Regions from separate parts of the Homo sapiens genome. Here region 2 is linked to region 1. The links are chromatin contacts, found by POLR2A ChIA-PET in ENCODE. All regions are on one chromosome and are shown on one strand. The core of a region is the stretch at or near the end of the contact, and the rest is flanking DNA. Distances in the headings are between cores, read along the strand shown.

What was found. ChIA-PET counts read pairs that join two places held with the same protein, here RNA polymerase II (POLR2A).
Region 2: POLR2A ChIA-PET joins it to region 1 with 10 read pairs in activated T-cell. The contact joins the enhancer-like site here to the promoter of RPL10A in region 1. POLR2A ChIA-PET finds 5 or more read pairs at or near these places in 9 of 52 experiments (A673, IMR-90, MCF 10A and 5 more).

Annotation. Positions count from the first base shown.
Region 1 is chr6:35,465,942-35,470,690 of GRCh38, forward strand. It overlaps RPL10A (ribosomal protein L10a), which reads left to right and starts at 2,460. Exons shown (of 6, transcript NM_007104.5): 1 at 2,460-2,498; 2 at 2,858-2,932; 3 at 3,006-3,086; 4 at 3,440-3,588; 5 at 4,238-4,410; 6 at 4,639-4,749. The coding sequence starts at 2,494. FANCE (FA complementation group E) reads left to right here. Exons shown (of 10, transcript NM_021922.3): 10 at 303-1,161. The coding sequence ends at 404. It overlaps MIR7111 (microRNA 7111), which reads left to right and starts at 4,567; the gene lies at 4,567-4,638. RefSeq lists enhancers at 1,900-1,949, 2,226-2,782, 2,960-3,029, 3,090-3,189.
Region 2 is chr6:35,583,657-35,588,373 of GRCh38, forward strand. It overlaps FKBP5 (FKBP prolyl isomerase 5), which reads right to left. Exons shown (of 11, transcript NM_004117.4): 8 at 3,378-3,461. Among named protein-coding and RNA genes, the nearest start is that of LINC03135, 42 kb to the left of the region's middle. Within about 2 kb of position 3,139, at least 2 of the 41 ENCODE cell types and tissues checked have a DNase peak (open chromatin) inside an H3K27ac peak, as active enhancers do.

The sequences.
Region 1 (4,749 bases), core at 1,210-3,709:
CATATATATGATGTATATGTATGTTTGTATATGGATTGATGCATATAAAGTGCTGCCACATAGTAAACACACAATGATTGTCAACTGTTACTAATGTGGCCGGCTTAGTAAATTGTGCAGCTAGTATTTGGCTCCAGGTCTACCTCGTTAACCATGGTGAAATAATGAGATTAGATTGCTCAGGAGTCTCCTCCTCTTTCCATCCTCCTGGCCTCCTCTCTCCTCAATAGAGCCCCTGGGGTAGTCGGGAGACGGGAGGGATCAGTTGCTGGAGTCCTGACATGATTTTTCCTTCTCCCCAGATCACTGAGACCCAGAGGCTGGGCCTGGCTATGGCCCTAGAACCTAACACCACCTTCCTGAGGAAGTCCCTGAAGGCCGCCTTGAAACATTTGGGCCCCTGACCATCCACCAAGGGACCACCCTCTTGGTGCTCCATCACCAGCTTCCTGAAGGGCATTTCTTTCTTCACCACCTTGTCTTGAGCCCTAGCCTGAGGATAAAGGCTGAGCCTGGCCATCCCAGATTGCAACTGCCTCCCTGTTACAGGCTGCATAGGGAATATTGGCTTCCCAGCCAGCAGGGAGGCTCCTGGGCTAAGGGAGCTCAGCTATATTTTCTTTTTCATTTCTTTTGTTTTTGAGAGAAGGTATTGCTCTGTCATCCAGGCTGGAGTGCAGTGATGCGATTGATCATGGCTCACTGTAACCTCTGCCTCCCAGGCTCGATCCTCCCATGTCAGCCTCCCAAGTAGCTGGGACTACATGCACATGACACTATGCCCAGCTAATTTTTTATTTTGTAGATAATATGCTGGTCAGGGCTGGTCTTGAACTCCTGAGCTCAAGTGATCTTCCTGCCTTGGCACCCAAAGTGTTGAGATTTACAGGTGTGAGCCACCACACCAGGCCAGAGCTATATTTCCAAAGGCTGCTGGCCCCAGGCACACTCCTCATCAATTCTCAGGCTGCAGGGACAAACTTTCCGATAGGGCTCAGTAGGATCAAGCCGACCCAGAGTGGGCATGGGATGCTCCAGGAGGTCTGGGGTACCAGTGGGCTCAGATGAAGCTCTTGTGCTCATGTATATTATGACCTTCTGTGTTTTTGTTTCTGACTTGAATAATTTATCAATGGTGTTGAATAAAAGCAAGTTCAATAATGTCTTTTTCTTTTTTTTTTTTCGAGTCTGAGTCTCGCACTGTCGCCCAGGCTGGAATGCAATGGCATGATCTCGGCTCACTGCAACCTCTGCCTCCCCAGTTCAAGCGATTCTCCTGCCTCAGCCTCTTGAGTAGCTGGGATTACAGGCGCATGCCACCATGACCCGCTCATTTTTGTATTTTTAGTAGAGACGAGGCTGGTCTCAAACTCCTGACCTCAGGTGATCCGCCTGCCTCCCAAAGTGCTGGGATTACAGGCGTGAGCCACCACGCCTGGCCAATGTCTTATTAGAAGCAGTACCTTCCTTCCCATGAATTCTGGGTATTGAGCCCATCCGCACCCCCTCCACTTCCCTGCTCAATGACAAGGAACATCTTTTTCCTGGTGAGGGGAAGGGTGTAGGGTATCTTATTCACCCTCTGAGGGCCAAATAATGTGTAATACCACCCACCCCATCCTATAGGAGCTGCCCCCACCAGGCAGGGGGGTAGGTGAGAATGGGCATCTTAAAGGTGGGAGTGACTCAGTCTGGAGTTCGGGAAGGGTTTTGGGCAGATGAATCCGAGGAGAGATCTGAAGGGCTCTGGGGGTTACTGTGGCTAAGAGGATGAGACCCATTGGACAGAGGAAAGAGCAGAGAAGACACCTTATGGGTGTGCAGTGCTGTGTGCCTGTTTTACATCCTTGTATTCCTGTAGCACCTGGCTAGACGCCTTATTCATAGCAGTCACACTTAAAACGTAGATGTTATCAAATTAACTATCAAGTGAAAGTTCACTTAAGGACTTTCCCAGCTCTTCCCCTCTGCAGGCGTTGAAAGGACAGGAACAGAACTTTCCGGACACTTCCCTTACCACGAGTCCACGTTAGAGCAAGGTGCTGAGGGAGGGAGGTCGGGCCAGGCTTCCTTTTGAGAACATAAGCTGGTGCGGAGGGCGCGAGGGGAGAGGGGTTTGAGGGACAAGCGTGCCGGAATCCACGCTGTCAGTGAACATCACTGGGCTGTACCAGTACGTGTGACTACCGAAGCTCGAGCCCCGAACCCAGCCGCTTCCCTAGGGGTCCAGCAGCAGCGGGCGCGAATCGGCACATTACCGGGGGACCGCGGGGCGCTCAGGACTGCGACAACTCTGTGGGTTACCGCGCCGGCCTAGCGGCCCAGCGACGCCCCCCAGCGGCCAGAGAAGGCCGCGCTTCTCGGGGTTGGCCCACCCAACCGCTCTGCGGGTAGGACCGAGGAGCAAAGCATTATCGCGAGATCAGGGCCACTATTTGAGCGCATGCGCAAGACATGCTAGTCTCTTTTCCGGTTAGCGCGGCGTGAGAAGCCATGAGGTGAGTTGGTCCTGAAAGCCCTATCCGCGTTCATCCGCGCCTTCAGGTGCCCCGCCGAGGGTTCGGATCCTGTAGGCCGCGCCGCGGACCCTTGCGCCACCTGCGCCGCGGGGCATTTCTCAAGGCGGGTCGGCCTGCGGGTCGCCCTTCCTACCAGGTCCGATCACTGAGAGCCTCCCTCTTCCACCGGGGCTTGGGTCTGGGTCTGAGCTCCCGTCGCTCTACTTGGTGTCCGGAATCTACGGGGGAGTCCGCCGTGGGCCGCCCGCCCGTCTCGAAGCCTAGACCTCGGAGGCTTCCAGGCAGTCCGAGCGTGTGGACTCCGCGGCCCTGAGCGCCCTGTCGCTTCTCTCCCGCAGCAGCAAAGTCTCTCGCGACACCCTGTACGAGGCGGTGCGGGAAGTCCTGCACGGGAACCAGCGCAAGCGCCGCAAGTGAGTGCCGACCCTGGGGCACGGCGCGGGTGGCGAGGGCCGGCGGGTGCTTAACCCCCCTCCTCTCTCGAAGGTTCCTGGAGACGGTGGAGTTGCAGATCAGCTTGAAGAACTATGATCCCCAGAAGGACAAGCGCTTCTCGGGCACCGTCAGGTTGGCACCGTTCTGATCCCACCCAGCCCTCAGTGCCCCCGTGCTTGCCCCTCCCCTGCAGGCTCCCGCTGAGCCGGAGGCGGGCACGTCGGTACTGATGTGCTAGGGTAGTTCAGACCCCCTGCTCCGGGCAGGCGCGGCTGGACGGACCCCCACCCTGGGTCTTAAAACATGAGGGGAGGCGTGGGTAGGCCTCGGCCGAGCCCGCCGGCCAGCCTGAGAAGCCAGGCTGGCTGCTGGTGAATGTGAACGCTCCGGGTAAGGCTCGGTGGCTGCTGCGGTCCCAGACCCTTCACCGGCCCTTGGGACCCAGGGCTAGGCGTAACCTGTTGGTGCTGTCCCCCAAAACGCAGGCTTAAGTCCACTCCCCGCCCTAAGTTCTCTGTGTGTGTCCTGGGGGACCAGCAGCACTGTGACGAGGCTAAGGCCGTGGATATCCCCCACATGGACATCGAGGCGCTGAAAAAACTCAACAAGAATAAAAAACTGGTCAAGAAGCTGGGTGAGTCCGGCCGCTGTGGTTTTGCATGTGAGATGTGTGGTGGGGGCGGTAGAAAGGCTTTTCTGCCATTTTCGATTTTTAAATGATGAGGGGCCTAGAATAGCAAAGGATCGGCGGTGGTTGCCTAGCTTGCCTGAGTGCTGTTTTAGCTTTGGGGTGGTTTGATGTTTGTATTGCTATGAGGATTCCAGTTGATGAGGGAGGCCAGGCATTGTAAGTTGACCAGCCAGGTGCTGGTGAACTATGATTTGGAAATCTTTACGCTGCGTTGTTTAGGCAGTGGCATTAGACTGCTTTTACAGGTAGGAAGCAGACATTCCCAGTTGTCACGTGTCCAGGGTCCACAGCTAAGAAATAGGCAGAATTCGAGCCCAGGCAGTCTTGACCAGAGCATCCGTTGTACAGCGGTTATGCCATGGATCATGGGTCAGCCTGGTTTTCTGAGAGCATGTTTTGGGACCAGTGAAGGTCCAGAGGACTTTCTGGAAACCGTTTGGGCTAGGGAAAAGACTGAGGCGGGGTCTTAGAGAGGGTGCTGCTTGGAGGTCACTTACATGATTGATTCAAGTGCGTTTCTGGCCTGCCACATTTGAGGTGTGCCTTGGTGACCAGGTTCTAAGCAATGCCAATGGCTTCCTCTCTCTATCAGCCAAGAAGTATGATGCGTTTTTGGCCTCAGAGTCTCTGATCAAGCAGATTCCACGAATCCTCGGCCCAGGTTTAAATAAGGCAGGAAAGTTCCCTTCCCTGCTCACACACAACGAAAACATGGTGGCCAAAGTGGATGAGGTGAAGTCCACAATCAAGTTCCAAATGAAGAAGGTGAGTGGGTCTGGCGGGTTGCTATGGGTGAAGGTGTTGGCAGGGTCTAAATCTTATCCAAGTCTCTAAATATGCCAGTAAGAGCACCCACCAGGATTGAAACTTTTGGAGTAACCCTGGTCTTGGCCCGGGTCCAAGTACCTGCTCACCAGGCCACTGGGGGAGGAAGGACAGGCCATCTGCTATTCGTCCACCAACCTGACTTGATCCTCTCTTCCCTCCTCCCAGGTGTTATGTCTGGCTGTAGCTGTTGGTCACGTGAAGATGACAGACGATGAGCTTGTGTATAACATTCACCTGGCTGTCAACTTCTTGGTGTCATTGCTCAAGAAAAACTGG
Region 2 (4,717 bases), core at 1,889-4,388, 120 kb after region 1:
TGGGCAGAGGCCAGGAATGCTGCTAAATATTCTACAATGCACAAGACAGCCCCACACAATCAAGAATTATCCCACTCCAAATGTTGATAGTACTGAGGTTGAAAAATTCTGCACTAAAGGAAAGAGATGAAAGACAGGGTGGACTCTTCTTAGGAATTTTTTTTAAAACATCAAATCCTAGAGTCATAAACGGCTTGTTTCTAAATCACATTACTGGTATCTTGGAACAGCAAGGGTGGTGAAAATATAGCAAAGCCCGATTTATCTGAAGAGTTTAGAGGTTGAACAATTCTCCTCAACTAGTTTGTTTTAGAAATGCTTTCTTCCCAGGAGAAGCACAAGGGGGCGCAAGAATCCCACATCACTTCAGTGTTCTTAGCCTTCTTGCCACTCTGCTGCCAAGTCAGAAAAAAGAAAAACACTGACCAGGTGTGAGTTAATGCTCCTGTCCTGCAGAACACTGTCAGCTATGAGGGCAAAAATCGTGTCTGTTTAACTCGCTTGCACAATGCCTGGCTTAATATTATGCTGTTACCTGTACTTAATAATTATTTTCAGAGCCAAATAGAGTTCTCTATTTTTCTTCTCTTTAGTATTCAGAGGTTGAAATGAGGACTTTACATCTTCAATGGCAAAATCATTCCCACTTAAAAGCTGAGTACAATTCAATCCTACTCAGGAGAGAGGCTTTACCCATTTAGGTATAAACCAAACCAACAGATCAATGGAAACAGAATTCCAATATGCAGATGGCATGAAATACAGATCTTTAGTTCAGCCCATCTCTGCTCTCACCTACACATCTGGACTCTGTGCAAATGCATAACATGCCAAGTCAGACACCCTGGAAAGACAAGGCCCGGGAGGGCAGTATGGCAGATTGAAACCTGCCCTGAGTTGGGAAGGGAATATGTACAGGAAACTATCTACTAACCATTTTGAAGTTTTACAGCTAACGCTAGGACTACTGCTGGGATCTTTTACCTATAATTATAAAGGTGCCTCCAGGGAAGTTTTTAGTGGTACAAAATGTTCAGAGACATTCTGGGAGAAAAGTCTCAGGTCAGTGGTTTTGAACCTTTCATTAATTTTTCCCCAATGGACTAATGTTTTGAAAAATTTTGCCTATCAAATTCCATGTTAAAAATAATTTTTTCCATGTGTGTGACTGCTGATCCAGATTTTATCCAAAGATTGGTAATTTTAAGTAGGTTCATAATAGTATCACTCTTGCAGTTGTGATGCTGATAAGCAACAAAGTTAAGTAACTGTACAGACACTCATTGCTTTCTGCTACTGATCACTAATTCTGGCCATCTCTCTGTATATATTCAGAACACAGCTATATGACAGATGGCTTCATAACATTATTTCATTACCAATAATGTTCTCCAAAATTCTGTATCATAGCACCGATTAGAGCCTCTGAATAGCTGAGCTGTTTTACTACACTGAATCGATATAATTCTAGTCAAAGGCCAAAAGCCTCAAATCTTCCCAAACTGTTAATATTCTATTTGGAAGTATTGAGGAAATATATAAAATATAGTTAAGGATTTTTATGGACTTCGGAAATATAGAAAATACTGTTAAGGACTCACGATCTTAAGAAATTTTGTAGAAACATTTTTCCCTCTAGTGTATTATGTATTTGGATATACAAATAACCCACTTGGAATCTTACTTGAATAGTTTAGAAGTATCCAATATACCTCAATTAGAATTAAAAACAAAACAAAACCAAAAAAATAACACTTGTTCTTGAGAGTTTAGAAACTCACAGAAATTCAGGCTGGAAAGAAACTTGGGGAACATCTAACTCCCCTATTTTTCACTTGAAAATATAACCTCTTTGGACCTTAAATGACTAAATCATTTGAAGAGCAATAAAGCCCATTTTTCCCAATTCTGAGCTTATTCTATCATACCCCCATGCTTTCTGGTGATCCATAAGAGTTTAGTATACATAGTAAATAATGATAAATAACATATTTATATATTTATACTTATCTAAACCCATGATTTAAAATTTGTTTGAATACCACCCACAGTAAGAAATATGCAATCCAGTACTTACTCATACACAAGCAAAGTTTTATGCAACAAAACTGATCCTTATAACATATTGCAATACACTTCCACAAAACTGATTTCATGACCCAATATTGTCTCAGCTCAAATTCTGAAAACACATGGTGCCCTCTGGCTGTGTTAATTTTGGGTTGATTATATATTCTTACATAATTCTCTAGTTGTTTCATTTGGATTAACATTGCCACTCCTCCCTCCTGACAAGGTTGTAACTTAATAATAGCATGTCTTATAGCAGATGCCCCATAAAGACTTGTTAAAGTACACTTATGCCTCACTGCTTTATACTGCTGAAAAACATCTAATTTCTGTATTGCAGTGGCAGAAAACGAAAGAAACCTTGACAGAACTCCCATTCTCCCTCTAATTCTCATCACTAAGCCCTTTCTGCTTGACATGGAGAAGGCATATATTTGGGGTGGGGAAGCAATGGGTAGAACACTGATTAAAACAGAATGAAGGGCGGTTTCTTTTTTTCTTACATCTAGAGGTTTAAGATCTAAGTGAGAAAATATCACACTCCTAGTTGCTCCAAGAAGGGTTTCTGAGAAGCAATTTATGATGAATATCATTCAGGAATATCCGGAGATTCCTCATAAAAGCAAGTGTGCAGGAATCATCTTGGCCATTAGAAGCAATCAATACTCTCCTGTCAGTTTGTTTTGAAATTTGTGCATGTCCTCTCTCCTTTTATCATATGCTCTAGTGACTTCATCAAGACAGTCTAAAGGAAGATGGGCCCGGTGCAGTGGCTCACGCCTGTAATCTCAGCACTTTGGGAAGCTGAGGTGGGAGGATTGCTTGAGGCTAGAAGTTTGAGACCAGCCTGGGAAAGAAAGGGAGACCCTGTCTCTCATACAAAAAAAAAAAAAGGAAGAAAGAAAAATGATGTGAAACTTACCCTTATGAATTCCATTCTTTGCTAACAATTATTCTATTCATTCTTTTTTCATTCCAAAAACACTTGTTGAGTGCCAACTATGTACCAAGCAAGATGCTTTAGGAGTGAGTGATACTGTGGTGGGTGGGGATGCCAGACCTGGTCTGCCTGTATGGAAGGTTACAATCTAGAGCAGAATGTGTAAAAGAGGAATCTGTACTTTTTTTTTTTTCCACATGATTGTTTTCTCACCATTTTTCATATTGAAAATGACAGATTTATAAAAATTGCAGCTTATTCTTACCAAGCAGTGTTGACAAAATTCAGAGTAGGGAATATCAGCACAATTCACCAACACTTGAATAAATTCTTTGAGATGGAAAGGATTGCATAGGGACTCACACACCTTGAAGTATACGGTTCCCTTCTCTTTGACAATGGCAGCCTGCTCCAATTTTTCTTTGGTATCCATCTCCCAGGATTCTTTGGCCTGTGTGTAAATTTGTGACAATGGTTAGATGAACAGAGAGAAAAGCATCAGTTGAGGCCTATTGGAACAAAGAGCAGCTAATTCTAGAAGATACTCCAAACTGAAAACACTCTGGCTGTTGAAATTGTGTGTCAGTGCCAATTTACTGCTAGGCCAGTGCTTCTTCATACTGTTTGAAGAACTCACTTTCCATCATGACCAAGCTGTAGCTTGAACAATGTTGCTCAAGAGAGAGGAGCCGCAAAAACACAGTAAGGAACGTACTCTGGTAAGCACTGCTACAAAGTGCATCTTTAGAAATACAAGGTGAACCCACACAAAGTTAAGGCCATGCCTTATCTCCCTCTGCAAACCTCTCCACTAGGCTGTTTCTCTCAAGCCTGTTTTTCAACTCTAAAATGGGAACATGACTGTAGTCAAGTTGTAGTTTGTATATTCATACAGAATTTTCAAAATTCTGGGTCAGGTTGTCTTGCCACTCTAAAACAACCAGATATACTAATAATACTGCTAAATTGTATCAACTTGCAGATGTATACTGGGGGGGACTTCAAGCAAAACATAATTGGGAGTAAAGCTCATGCAAAAATATCACTTTAGAGCCATAAATAAATGACTTCATTATCATCTGCTAGCTTGTATTGTGTGTATTATTACTTCCACCATTACAGATACAAATCCAGAAATAACTGCACTTGCCATTTACAAGCTGGATTTAGAAGGACCAGAGTCAAGAGAACAATCTGGGAGCCTTTAGGAAAAGTGACAGTGGGTGTGGTCAGTGCTATTTACTGCATATAAATTATGAAGTTTAAATGGGTAACTAAAATTCTCTCTATTCAAAAGATAACGAGTGTGTGTTCCTGGTGTCACAGCCCCTGCTATCCTCTACTTTTATTATTATTATTATTATTATTTTTTTTTTGAGACGGAGTTTCGCTCTTGTTGTCCAGGCTGGAGTGCAATGGTGTGATCTTGGCTCACCACAACCTCTGCCTCCCGGGTTCAAGTGATTCTCCTGCCTCAGCCTCCGGAGTAGCTGGGATTACAGGCATGCACCACCATGCCCGGCTAATTTTTTGTATTTTTAGTAGAGACGGGGTTTCTCCATATTGGTCAGGCTGGTCTCAAACTCCCAACCTCAGGTGATCCACCCACCTCAGCTGGGATTACAGGCGTGAGCTACCGCGCCCAGTGACTATCCTCTACTTTTTAAAAGTGAATAATAAAAGGGTTACTCATCTTTCTGGCAACTC